3 separate regions of the Homo sapiens genome follow, and all the other regions are linked to region 3. A link is a contact called in ENCODE Hi-C data. All regions are on one chromosome and are shown on one strand. The core of a region is the stretch at or near the end of the contact, and the rest is flanking DNA. Distances in the headings are between cores, read along the strand shown. Region 1 overlaps ABLIM1 (actin binding LIM protein 1). Region 2 holds the start of FHIP2A (FHF complex subunit HOOK interacting protein 2A). Region 3 holds the start of XPNPEP1 (X-prolyl aminopeptidase 1).

Region 1 (3,940 bases), core at 1,324-3,823, 4.6 Mb before region 3:
CAAGTGCAAAGGAAATGCCTGGTCAGGGAACATCAGATTCAGCTAACTCCCAAGGAAATTCAACACCACATCCTCAGGTCCCTGGTTACCCTCCAGACTGTGTTGTATTCCTGAATAACTTACCAGAAGAGACTAATGAGAGGATGATGTTTCATGCTATCATATCAGTTCCCGCTTTCAACAAAGTATGTTTGGTACCTGGGAGACATGACATTGCTGTTGTTGAATTTGAAAATGATGGACAGGCCAAAGCTGTCAGGGATGCTTTGCAAGAATTCAGGATCACAGCATCCCATACCATGGGGGTCACCTATGTCAATAAATAATACTGAGGGATGAATAGGTGGAGCACAGAGGATTTTTAGGGCAGTGAAACTATTCCATATGATACTATAATGATGGATACATGTCACTATAAATTTGTCTAAACCCATAGAATGTGCAATACCAAGAGTGAACACCAGTGTCAACTATGGACTTGGATGATAATGATGTATCAATGTAGATTCATAATTTGTGGCAAATGCACCACTCTGTTGGGGGACGTTCTTAGTGGGGGAGACTGTGTGTATGGGAGAAGGGATATATGAGAACTCTCTGCAGGTTCCACCCAATTTTTCAGTGAACCTAAAACTGCTCTAACAAAGTCTGCTAAATTTTAAAAAATACATTTGGAATAGTTGTCTTTAAAGCACTTGGTGTTGTTTATAGTGGTACTTTGCTTCGTTTTTTGTAACTTTTGATTAGGCCATTTTAATAGTTGGGAATGGGAAGGGTAAAATTTTCGTTAAGGACTTACAACATGATCTAGTCGTTAGCCTTGCCAAACTGTGAAATATGAAGGCTCGATTTTATATAATAAACTTTTATTTGTATCCTTTAAAAAAGTTGAAAGAGGATATATAAAGTCATGGGAGATCTGCTTTGCCAGTGCAGATCTTGACTAGAGCCTTCCCAATATTAACTGAGCTCCTGAGGCCTGGGAAAACAACATTGGCTCTGTTGGACAGTCTCTAGAGTTGGACAGACCTGGATTCAGATCATAGCTCCATCCCTTGCTAACTGAGTAGCCTTGGGTGATTTCCTGATCTCTCTAAGTTTTGATTTCCTCATCTGTGAAATGGGCATATTACCTACCTCACATTGTGGCTGGGAGAGTCAGGTGGGGTAAAGTTTGTGAGGTGCCTATCATGGTGTCTGGAAACAAGCAAATACTGAAACTATAGCTGAGGCACAGAAGAAGTTGATCTTTTACTCATCTTTTGGCCAAAGTAATTGTATAGGGAATGGTTGCAAATCTATTTAGAGGTTTCTGTTGGCATATTAATTCACTGGACACTTCTAGAACACCTTCTTGTGGGAAGCATGGAGGTGTAGAGTTATGAAGATACAGGTGTGGCCCAATTCTTTAAGGGAATTTATAACCTAGTGGGAAAGAGAGGAAGAAAGCTCACCTGCTTTGATTGGCACCAGTTACTTTGCTACCAACTTGCCTTTGTTTATTTAACTTTCATAACAATCCTACGTAGTAGGCTCCCTTCCCTTCCCTTCCCTTCCCTTCCCTTCCCTTCCCTTCCCTTCCCTTCCCTTCCCTTCCTTTCCCTTCCTTTCCCTTCCCTTCTCTTTCTTTTTTTTTTTTTTTTTTCTTTCGACACAAGGTCTTCCTCTGTCACCTGGGCTGGAGTGCAGTGGTGCAATCATGTCTCACTGCAGCCTCAACCTCTGGGCTCAAGTGATCCTCCCACCGCAGCCTCCCCAGCTGCTGAGACTATAGGCAAGTACCACCATGCCCAGCTAATGTTTGTGTTGTTTGTAGAGATGGGGTTTCTCCATGTTGCCCAGGCTGGTCTCAAACTCCTGGGCTCAAGTGATCTGCTGGGGTTACAGGCACAAACCATCGCACTTTGGCCATAGTAGGTTTTCTTATACTAGTTTTTACAGGTGAAGAAATGAGTCCAGAAAAGTGCCCAAAGTCCAATTTTCAGTCTAGAATTTAGGCCCTGGGTTCTCTTGCTCCCAAAGCCCATGTCTTTCTACTCTATGATGAAAGTTAGAGTATAATGGTTTATTTCTCCCTAAACTAGTTTATGCACCCTTACTCAGAAGGATAAGCTGCTGACCCTTCCTCTGACATAGCACACGTGTTTAAAGCAGTGTTTGTGAGCTCAGAAGCCTCGCAGTTAGTAAGGCTGTAGGGCTACAGGATGTTCTCATTTGTGCAGATTGGCTTTGCACAGACTTGTATAGAGCCCTCTAGGCTTTGTGAAAGCTGCCTGGGCAGACTGATTTATTCACCTTTGCCCAGGATACATATTTACGGCCAAGGCACGCCCTCATTATCCTGCCTGTTCATGATGCTGCATCAGGAGAAAAGCCTCCTGGAACAGGTGAGTGTTTAGCTTAGAGATCAAGCCAGTCCAGTTGCATTGGAAGCCTCTCCCAGTTGAGGGTGAAAAAACCAGTAGACGCAAAAAAGCTGAGTCAGCCTCTGCACTGCCTTTCTGCAGGAGCATAACAGGGAACTTGCGTGATTCTGCCTCTCCCTTCCGCCCATGCACCTGCCACGTAAGCAGCACATCTCTGTTACTCCCTTTGGCTTCCTCATCTCTTCATCCACCCTCAGGTTTGTGGTTTTGGTACCACCCAGACCAGTGTTTTCCCATCTCATGGTGATCTGCATAGACTCATTTCAGTGCTTATAAAATAAAGACACTCATATCTGGGTCCCACCTTAAGGCCATCGAACCCATTTTTAAAAGGCTTCTTGGGTGTTGCTTATGCGCAATAATGTTAGAAAACTCCTGATCTAAAGCAACCCACCAGCCTCTAGGTGTTTGTATATCCTTAGTCTGAAATCACCATCCACCAGAGCTGTGTTTGGGAGAGTCTTAGGGACTGGAAAACAATTTGCTTATTCCTTTGGGGATTCTAAGCACCATCTCTGAATCAAGTTAGATCTTTTAAGATAAAACAAGAAACAAAACTACACACATAGTCCTCGATAGTTTAACTTCCTCTATGGAAGTGACTTCATTTAGTGATCTTTCAGTGCTACGTCTTTGGTATTTCTCAAGGGTCTATATGAGAAACAACTACTTAAATACTTCCTATCATCAGTGAAATTCCTGTGGAAGATGTTTTTCTGTCCCATAACTGAGGGTCCCTGTATGAGAATTCCTTTGGTGCTTTTAGGAGGTAGTTTAACAGGGTTAACGTGTGGACCTTGAGTCAGCTACCTGGGTTCTACCCCTAGCTCTGTCTTCTGGAAGCACTGGTGGGTTTGGGTAAAACAATTTAGTTTCCTTGCTTGTAGAACAAGACTGGAAAATAGCACCGACCTACCTCATAGGGTTGTTGTGAATCATTTAAAGTCTTGATACAAAGCCTTACACAAAGCAAGACCTTATAGAACTTCAGCCCACAATGACTGTTATTAACTTAGAATCAGGAAACCTACCTTCTGTAGTGACAAGTGTGTGTGGCCATTTTTTCAAACAGTGAGACTTTGGCAGCCTATCAGTTCCTCTTTTGCCCTCATCTGCTAAGAAGCTCACATCACAACAAACATGTTTGCCTGAGCTTGGGTCTTTTGAATTTTAAGGTTCTTGATCAATTGTTTTAAAATCATGTCCTTCTCTGATAAGAATCAGCCAGTCCTTTTTGAAAGTAGGCAGAACATAAGTTATAAGTGGATTAAGGTTGAACTTCAGGGCCATCTTCCCATCTCCTGGGCTCATGCCACAAGTAGAGCACTCCTAGAGAAATGGAGGCGGTAAAGGAAAGAAACTAAAAGGGACTGTCAGCAGTCCAGGAGCTAAGCAGGTTATCAGATGAGCAGATTTTCTGTCCAAGGATGGGTTCTAGAATTACAATTCTCTTTTTCTGTTCCCAGGAGCATATTACATGGGCTCAGGGCTTAGGGCATTAGAATTTCTCCTGG
Region 2 (3,943 bases), core at 1,292-3,791, 4.9 Mb before region 3:
AAGAAAACACAGGCCTCCGGATAAAAATGAGCCTTTACTAGGAGAGCAGGAAAGCCGTCTTTCTTTTTCTAAGTACTTATTTCTGTAAATACTAGCCTGATGGGTAAAGGATATAAATATAGTTGGTATCTGTAGGGGACTAGTTCCAGGACATCTCTTCCTACCCCTAAGATCTGAGGATGTTCAAGTCCCTGTTATAAAATGGCATATTTTCATATAACCTATGCATACCTGTATTCTTTAAATCATCTCTAGATTGCTTCTAATACCTAATACAATGCCTACACATCACTTCATTCACATGGATTCAAGGCAGTACTTGAATATGGCAAATTCAAGTTTTGCTTTTTGGAACTCTGCAGAATTTTTTTCCCCCTCAAATATTTTTTTACTTGAGTTTGGTTAAATCACAGGTGCAGAGCCTACGGATAAGACAGCTGACTGCAATATAGTAAATTTTGATTACCAAGTATCTCATTAAGTGTTCCCAAGTATTTCATATATTCAAGGTTAAAATGATTCGGGCCGGGTGTGGTGGCTCACACCTGTAATCCCAGCACTTTGGGAGGCCAAGGCGGGCGATCACTTGAGGTCAGGAGTTCGAGAGCAGCCTGGCTAACATGGTGAAACCCCATCTCTACTAAAAAAAAAAAAAAAAATTAGCCGTGTGTGGTGGCGGGTGCCTGTAATCCCAGCTACTAGGGAGGCTGAGGCAGGAGAATCGCTTGAATCCGGGAGGCGGAGGTTGCAGTGACCTGAGATCACACCCCTGCACTCCAACCTGGGTGACAGAATGAGATTCGGTCTCAAAAAATAAATAAATAAATAAATAAATAAAATTAAATGATTCTTGGTATTTTTAAAGAAAACAAAATTTAAATGTTTTAATAAACTGCAGTTAAATTCTTTCAACAAAAGTAGAGTGTGTATAAGCAAGTAAAAACTAAAAGTTGTCTTGAAGTCTACCACTGTCATTTCCCTCCGTGTAATACTGCTCTACATTTATGAAACCCTGTTTTTCCTGTTTGATACATTTTCCCAAGAGCTTGCCCTAGAGCTAAATTTTTTAACGCTTCTCATGTATCACTTAAATAACAATTGTACTAAAGTTTGTTTTTATTACTGAAGGCAAAAACTCCATTTTTGCCTGCCCATAAAAAATCATTGTTGTATCTGACATTTTTAAAGTGTACATTTTAAAGTGTCCTATCACATAATATGAACATAGGAAGAGAATGTCATGTTAAAAATTAGCAAAGTAATTGTTTCTGCACAGAATGCATTTTTCAATTTGGGCAGTTCTCCCAGAATAAAGTAAACAAGTGAAGCAACTAGCATTCTTACTAGAACAGTGACAAGGCATTTTCTTTTTAGTTTCTTTTCACTTATTAGTCTACTAGGATACTTGAATACTGTCTCTATGCTGGTGTCTAAAACCCTCAAAGGAGAGTACAATTGCAGGATAAACGAAGAGTGTCCAGGAAGAGAACTAGACAAGAAAGGAAACAGATGGTCTCTGGGCTCGGTGAGCTTGGAAGCTGTCGAAAGCAAACTCGACTGGACCCTCCAAACTCCTATTTCAGATCAATACATAAGGTTCAGCTGAGTTCGGCCTCCAGGCCCAAGAAAGCAAAAGCCAGCAACCCGGGGGCTGGTCGGCGGCTCCCTCGCCAGGGACGCCCCACAGCGAGACCATGCCTCTCCCACCTCTACCCCCGAAAACCAAAACAAAACAGAACCAAGCCCAAGCGGTGCTTGCTCGTTTCTTTTGTCTTGCTCAACGCTGACCACTTTTTTTCCGGAGAAGGTTAACGTTAAGGGAGCCCGGGGGAGCTCTCTGCGACCCCGCCAGGTGCTCCCCGAACCCCCGGCCCCATCAGAGGAATGAGGCGACCACCGAGCGGCGTTGGGCGGCCAGGTCCTCCCCGGCACCCCCGCCCCGGCTCCTGGAGGAGGGCAGGGACTGCCGGCCTGGGGCAGCCAGGGACCGACGGGACCCCCGCAGAGCCAGGCCCGAGGCCCCGGGCGCCCCCACGACCCGGCGGCCGCCCAGGGCGCCCGCCTGGGGCCTCACCCCAACCGGGGACAGGGCCGCCGAGGGCCGGGCCAAGGCCGCCCGGCTTGTCCCCGAGGCCGCCGGGGAGCGTAGGCCGCCGCCATCCCCGGCCTGCCGTGCGCCCGCAGCCCGCGGCCTTACCGCCTCCACGGCGTGCTGCAGGATGGAGGTGAACTTGGAGAACATCCTGTCCCGGGACTGCAGCAGCCTCTCCCGGGACGACCTGGAGAGCTCCTCGATCCGCCGCCGCCGCCCCTGCTGCGGCTGCCGGGGCCGCTCCAGAGTGAAGGCCGGTGCGGGGCGGGGAGGACGAGCTGAGGATCGAGGCAGGGCCTGGCCCGGCCGCTTCAGGTGTGCGCGGGCGGCTCGGCGGCTCCGGAGGGCGCCGGGACGCGGCGGGCGGCGAGGAGGGCGTTCGGCGAGGACTCGGGGCCCGGAGAAGCTCCGGCGGCGGCACCGGTTGGGACACGGTGGCAGCCCGGCTCGGGTTCCTTCCCCCCGCTCTGCCCGCCGCGGCCTGCAGGGGGCGCCGCCGCAGCCCGGGGAGGCCCGGCCAGGCCTGCCCTGCGGCGGGGCCGCTAGGCGCCGCGGGGGCGGGGGGCGCGCTGAGGCCTCGGCCTCGCGCGGGGCTGGAGGCGGCCTGTGGGCAGCCACCGCCCTCTCCCGGCTTTCTCAGGGCGCCTGGGACACCGGCTTTCTAACATTTTTACAGCTCAGCGATTCTCAAGAGTTTTGTTTCTCCAGTGGAAGTAACAGGCTGACTTTGTAGGGACACGCAGCCGTCCATATATGCGTATAGCATTCAGAGGTTCTTCCTGTAAGGACCGATTTGGAAGACTCGTTAAGAAAACAGTGTTCTTTAAGCAAACATTGGCAATGGATTTAAATGCTCAGATTTTGAAGAAATCAACGACTGCAGGTGAAATGGCTTTGCTAACTTTAAAATATATTATTATTCAACATTGAAACAGGAAATCCCACATGAGCACATGGTAAGACGGCTGGCTTAGTTTAAATAGCCCATTATAATATTTATATATAATATATAACATAATTTATTTGTGATATGGTTGATAGTGAGGTGTAGTGATTCAGAACAGCATTTTCTATTCAGTTATCAGATGATACCGGAAAACATTAGCGAGGGAAAGAATCTGAAAGGAGTCCAGTAAATGCCTAAGGCAGATAAATAGAGCTACAAGGTAAGCACTTGGGTGGAGGCTGCTTAAAATACTCCCTAACAGTGTATTAGTCAAGCCTTGAAGAAGCAGTTCAGGCTGGTAAAGTTTAGGTTGAGTTAATACAAATTATGAAAATATTTGTATCCTGAAGAAATTTGTTTTATGCTGGTATTGGCGTTTTACCAAAAGGTTCATTAAGTTCTTAAGATGAGGTGGGGAGTGAGTTTTGCACAACCAGTGCTGAAAATACGTATCTGGCCCAGGCGCGGTGGCTCACGCCTGTAATCTCAGCACTCTGGGAGGCAAAGGCGGGAGGATCACTTGAGGCCAGGAGTTCGAGACCAGCCTGGCCAACATGGTGAAACTCCGTCTCTATTAAAAATACAAAAAAAAAAAAAAAAAAAAAATTAGCCGAACGTGGTGGTGTAATGGGATTACATGCTTGTAATCCCAGCTACTTGGGAGGCTGAGGCAGGAGAATCCTTGAACTCGGGAGGCGGAAGTTGCAGTGAGCCAAGGTTGCGCCATTGCGCTCCAGCCTGGACAACAAGAGCAAAACTCCATCTCAAAAAAAAAAAAAAAAATACACACACACACACACACACACACACACACACACACACATACATGTATACACACACATACGTTTATACATACACAAACGTATATATACACATACGTATATATACATGTATACACACACACA
Region 3 (4,230 bases), core at 44-2,543:
TTGTTGTGTGCGTGGGTGGTGGCAGGAGAGGGGGAAGAATACAGTACACATAAGTACATTAAAAGAATCCTGTTAAAAGGTGGTAAGTGCTATGGAAAAAATGAAGTAGGGTAAGGCGGATTAGGAATATTGGAATGATTTACAAATTTAAATAGGATGGTCAGGGTAGGTGATACTTGAACGAAGACTTGAAGGAAAATGAGGAAGGGAGCCTCAATATTTGGGGGATGAGCAAGTCCAAAAGCCCTGGGACATGAGTGTACCCTGCTTTTTCAAGGAGAGCCAGGAGGCCATTTCAGCTGAAGAAGAGTGAGGAAGGTGAGAACAGGAGGAAATGTGGCTGGGGGTAGATCAAATGGAGCTTTTATGCTGCGTGAAACGAGAAATTAATGGAAAGTGCTGAGCAAAGAAGTGACCTGGTGTCACGCTTCAAAGGACTGGTCTGGCGGCTTTGTTCAGGCTGGACTGTGCAGGTGCGGGATGGTGAGGGGATATTTGGGGGGCTGCTGTAACCACACGGGTGGGGTGGTACAACCCTCTGATGCACATCAGAGGGTAGGAGGTGGAGGTGGTGTGACACGGCCAGATTAGGGGTCTATTTTGGAGGCAGGGCCAACAAGATTTTGCTGGCAGATTAGATGTGGGGTGTGAAAGAGAAGAGGCAGGGAGGATTCCTAAATTTTGCCTCTTAAGAATAGAGTAGCCATTGATTGAGATGGCAAAGAAGACTGGTGGAGAACGTTTTTGCTTTGCTTCGGTGCATTGGGAGTTCCAGGAGTTCCGTTTGGACGTTAAGTTTGAAGGGGCTATTTACTATCCAAGCGGAGCGGAGAGCTGGATTTTGAAGCTCTCTGGGAACATACTTTTGGGGACATTTCTAAAGCTTGAGACCCTGTTCCAAAGCCTCGAAGACCCTGTCGAGGTTCTTCCGGAGCCGGCCACGTCCCTCTCTTCTCAGCCCTCCTAAATTAAGCCGGAAAATCCCTGGGACAGTAGCCCCTTTATTCGGCAAAGCCCTTTTTCCTCTTTGAGGAATGACGACAAAAACGAACAAAAATGAAGACACTCAGCAGCACTGCGTCCTTTCCCCGCTCGCTGCAGGGAGAGGCAATGCGGACTGGTGTGGAAGGGCAGGCCCCGCTCTGGGCCGCAGGCGCTGCGGCCGCGAACCCCAGGTCCGGGAGTGTGGGCGGGGCCTGCGTGTGGGCGGGGCCGCGGCGCCAGCGCCCGCCACGGGCGAGGGCGTGGCCGACCCGGCGCTAGCCCGCCCGCCCGCCCGCCGGCTCTCGCGCCTCCTTCGCGCCGGCCCTTCCGCGGGTGATCAGCTGGTCTGCGCTCCCCTGACGTGGGCTGGGGCACGTCACCGCCGAATGGCAGCCTCCAGAAAGCCACCGCGAGTAAGGTGAGGGCACTCCGCCGGCAGCCGGCGTCCGGGCAGCGTGCAGCCCTCGCTGCGCGGCCGCGCGTGTTGCACCTCGGCGGGCAGGGACGCGCGGGTGAGGAGCCCGGCCCGCCGCAGTCTGGCGAGGGCCGCGCTCGCCGGAGCCCCGGAACAGGAGCCGGGGGAAGGGGTCCATGAGGCCGGGCGAGATCCGGTTCGTTTCCGGAGGGTCGGTGGGCACGGGGCGGCCCGAGTCTGGTTCCTGGACGCGTATGCCCGCGGAACTGCTGCACTCGGCCTGAGGGGGCGGCGGCCGTCACAGTTCCTGGCCCGCGGGAAGGCCCCGTTCTTGGAGGAAGTTGGCCCCTCTTCGTGTCCGGGGAGGTGGGCGAGCCTTTGCCCTCGCTTCTGTTACCCAGGAATCTAAACCTCAAGTTACAATCTCGACAATACTGACTCCTGCAATTCACTCTACTGATCTGTCACCGCCACAAGGATAGACGGTCGCGGGCCCCTCCCTACCCAAATGGTTTCAGAGGCTGTGTAAGGGAATATTTTGGTATAATCTCCAGGAAAATCCCCCCAGTAGCCTGCCCTGGGCTCTCCTTGGGCATAGGAGGGTGAGACAGATAATTTCCCGGCCTCAAGTTAAACATGTTTTAGTTTATTCCCCTGCCATAACCAGGATGTACTTATCAGAGCCTCTGACAAAGTGGGAGACGGAGAGAGGTGTTCAGAGTTCATGGAGGCCACAGGCCAGACTCCCTGGCCATCCCCAAGGGGTCACCCACCTGCTAACCACTTGAGACATGAATGCACTCACTTTGCAGCATGGCCAGGCTTTCTTGCTGAACACAGACCATGGCTCCTGCTTGTGTTTGTGAGTAGGGGGGTCCCAAACCTACCTTGACCTGGATTTGCCGTTGCCACAGCTTGTTAAGGGTGAGCAGAAAACCAGACCCACCCTGTGGAAGTATGTGGGAGGGGTGGAGAACTTCCATCTGGAAGGAGCTTCCTGTAAGTGAAGTGCTGGAAATGGAGTCAGGCAAGTGGATAATGATGAGTTAGGCTGTAGGCCTCAGGTGGTCTTTAGGGGGCCAAGGTGATCTGTGCTAGATTTATAGACTCACAGCCTTTTAGGAGCAGAAGAGTCTTTTCTACACCAGCTGGTAGAGTCTTTTTTACCTCAAAGGAAAGTCCAGTGAAAGGCTGAGAGAGGGGAAGCCATTTTCCACAGGCGCCTCCCCTACTGGTAGAATTTGAGTGCCATTCCTTGTAAAAGTGAGCACTTCTTTCAGTTTCGGTAATGGAAACTGAACTCAAATTGATTTACCTAAAATGGGGTTGAGCTGGCTTCTAGTGTGGCTGAATCCGGGAGCACCACCAACATTGGCTTCAGACTTCTCTTTATCATCTCTTGGCTCTGATTTATTCAGTATCCGCTTCATTCTCAGGGAGACTTTCTCCTTATGGCAGGTTATGACAGTTCTAGGCTGACAGCCCCAGCAGAGAAGTTGAGCCCTCCTTCCTAATGGAGCAGAAGTCCCTGATCTGATGCTCACTGGGCTGCCTTAATTCTCATGTTCATCTGTGAACCAATCATTATGGCCAGAGGGAGGGATTGACCTGCTTTGGGTCCCAGAGCCTGTTAGGTGTTTGGATAAGACTGCTTTGAACCCCTTGGGCTGAAATGGAGAGGGTACATTCTCAAAAGGAAAACCAAGGTTCCCATCAAAAGGAGGGATGGATTCTGGGTAGACAAAGACAACATTGCTTACTTCCCAACCTTAGAACTTGTTCCAGTTTACCCTTGTCTCATCCACTAGGTGTGATTGAGCATCTTGTTCCTTGTTTTGCCCCATGCTGAACGCTACACATGTGTGATTCCCATGAACTGGGGGTTGCAGGGGGGTGAGGTATTCAGAACCCTGCCAGAATTTCTTGGAAAAAGAGGGAGAAGGCCTTTTCTAGTGCTACCATAACCATCTTATACAAAGATTGAAAGTGCTCTGCATGCTTCTTGCCCCTTACCCACTTTGTGGCTCATCATGAAGTTGAGAAGGTGTAGGTCGAAGAAGTTCTGGGAAGGGTAGGAGCACTGAGCTGGATGTTGGGAGGCTGGAACGCTGGTTCTAGCTCTGTCAGCAGTTAGCTGTGAGGCCTTGAGCCAGTCATTTGATCTTTGTTTCTTGGTTTCCTGGTCTAGAGGAGGGAATTGAGTTGGATAGTCCCTGAGGTATATTCTTCTAGTTCTTAATATTTAATGATAATTGTGCTTTGACAGAGAACTTAAGAATTTTATCTGTCCAAACAAGTGAAAGGTGGATAGATCTTGGACTCTGCGGAGACCAAGATACGACAAGAACAGAGCAGCTGTAGTATTGAGCTGCTTCGTAGCTCCTGTGATCCTGACAGAAAGGTGGAGGTGTTGATGCTCACACAGAGAGTTTGAGCTCACCTGTCAGACCTAGTTTCTGGTCTTGGCTTTGCGGCTACTGAGTTATATGGCCTATGGTAAGTTATCTTTGTTTTTTTATTCTGTAAAATGAATGAATAGGATTACCTTAAGGTAACCTTGGCTAGGCACGGTGGCTCACACCTATAGTCCCAGCACTTTGGGAGGCTGAGGTGGGAGGATCACTTGAGGCCAGGAGTTTGAGACCAGACTGGGCAATGTGGTGAGATCCTGTCTCTTCAGAAAATTATTAAAAAAAAAAAATCAGGTTGGTGTGATGGCACATACCTGTAGTCCTAGGTCCTTGGGAGATTGAGGCAGGAGAATTGCTTGAGCTTAGGAGTTTGAGGCTGCCATAAGCTAAGATTGTGCCACTGCACTCCAGCCTGAGTGA

Evidence for each region. Hi-C counts contacts between places; a loop is a spot of excess contacts on that map. Pooled maps may share reads with other maps.
Region 1: a map of B cell shows a loop between it and region 3 (25-fold over the local background). The contact joins the enhancer-like site here to the promoter of XPNPEP1 in region 3. A Hi-C loop is called at or near these places in 1 of 168 maps with a recorded cell type or tissue (B cell), 2 of 37 single-sample maps with no recorded cell type and 4 of 50 pooled maps.
Region 2: a loop to region 3 is called in a pooled map, with 4 times the contacts of the local background. The contact joins the promoter of FHIP2A here to the promoter of XPNPEP1 in region 3. A Hi-C loop is called at or near these places in 2 of 37 single-sample maps with no recorded cell type and 7 of 50 pooled maps.

What each region holds. Positions count from the first base shown.
Region 1 is chr10:114,498,389-114,502,328 of GRCh38, reverse strand. The region is part of intron 6 of ABLIM1 (actin binding LIM protein 1); the gene reads left to right. Among named protein-coding and RNA genes, the nearest start is that of AFAP1L2, 96 kb to the right of the region's middle. RefSeq lists an enhancer at 1,888-3,087. Within about 2 kb of position 2,573, at least 12 of the 41 ENCODE cell types and tissues checked have a DNase peak (open chromatin) inside an H3K27ac peak, as active enhancers do; they include B cell, where a contact is called at or near this core.
Region 2 is chr10:114,820,378-114,824,320 of GRCh38, reverse strand. It overlaps FHIP2A (FHF complex subunit HOOK interacting protein 2A), which reads right to left and starts at 2,541. Exons shown (of 17, transcript NM_020940.4): 1 at 2,198-2,541. The coding sequence starts at 2,242. It overlaps LOC124902508 (translation initiation factor IF-2-like), which reads left to right and starts at 1,373. Exons shown (of 2, transcript XM_047426127.1): 1 at 1,373-3,048. The coding sequence starts at 2,220. The coding sequence ends at 2,825. RefSeq lists silencers at 1,843-2,062, 2,123-2,472, 2,483-2,792 and an enhancer at 1,637-2,137.
Region 3 is chr10:109,920,574-109,924,803 of GRCh38, reverse strand. It overlaps XPNPEP1 (X-prolyl aminopeptidase 1), which reads left to right and starts at 1,293. Exons shown (of 21, transcript NM_020383.4): 1 at 1,293-1,402. The coding sequence starts at 1,371. RefSeq lists a silencer at 1,078-1,617.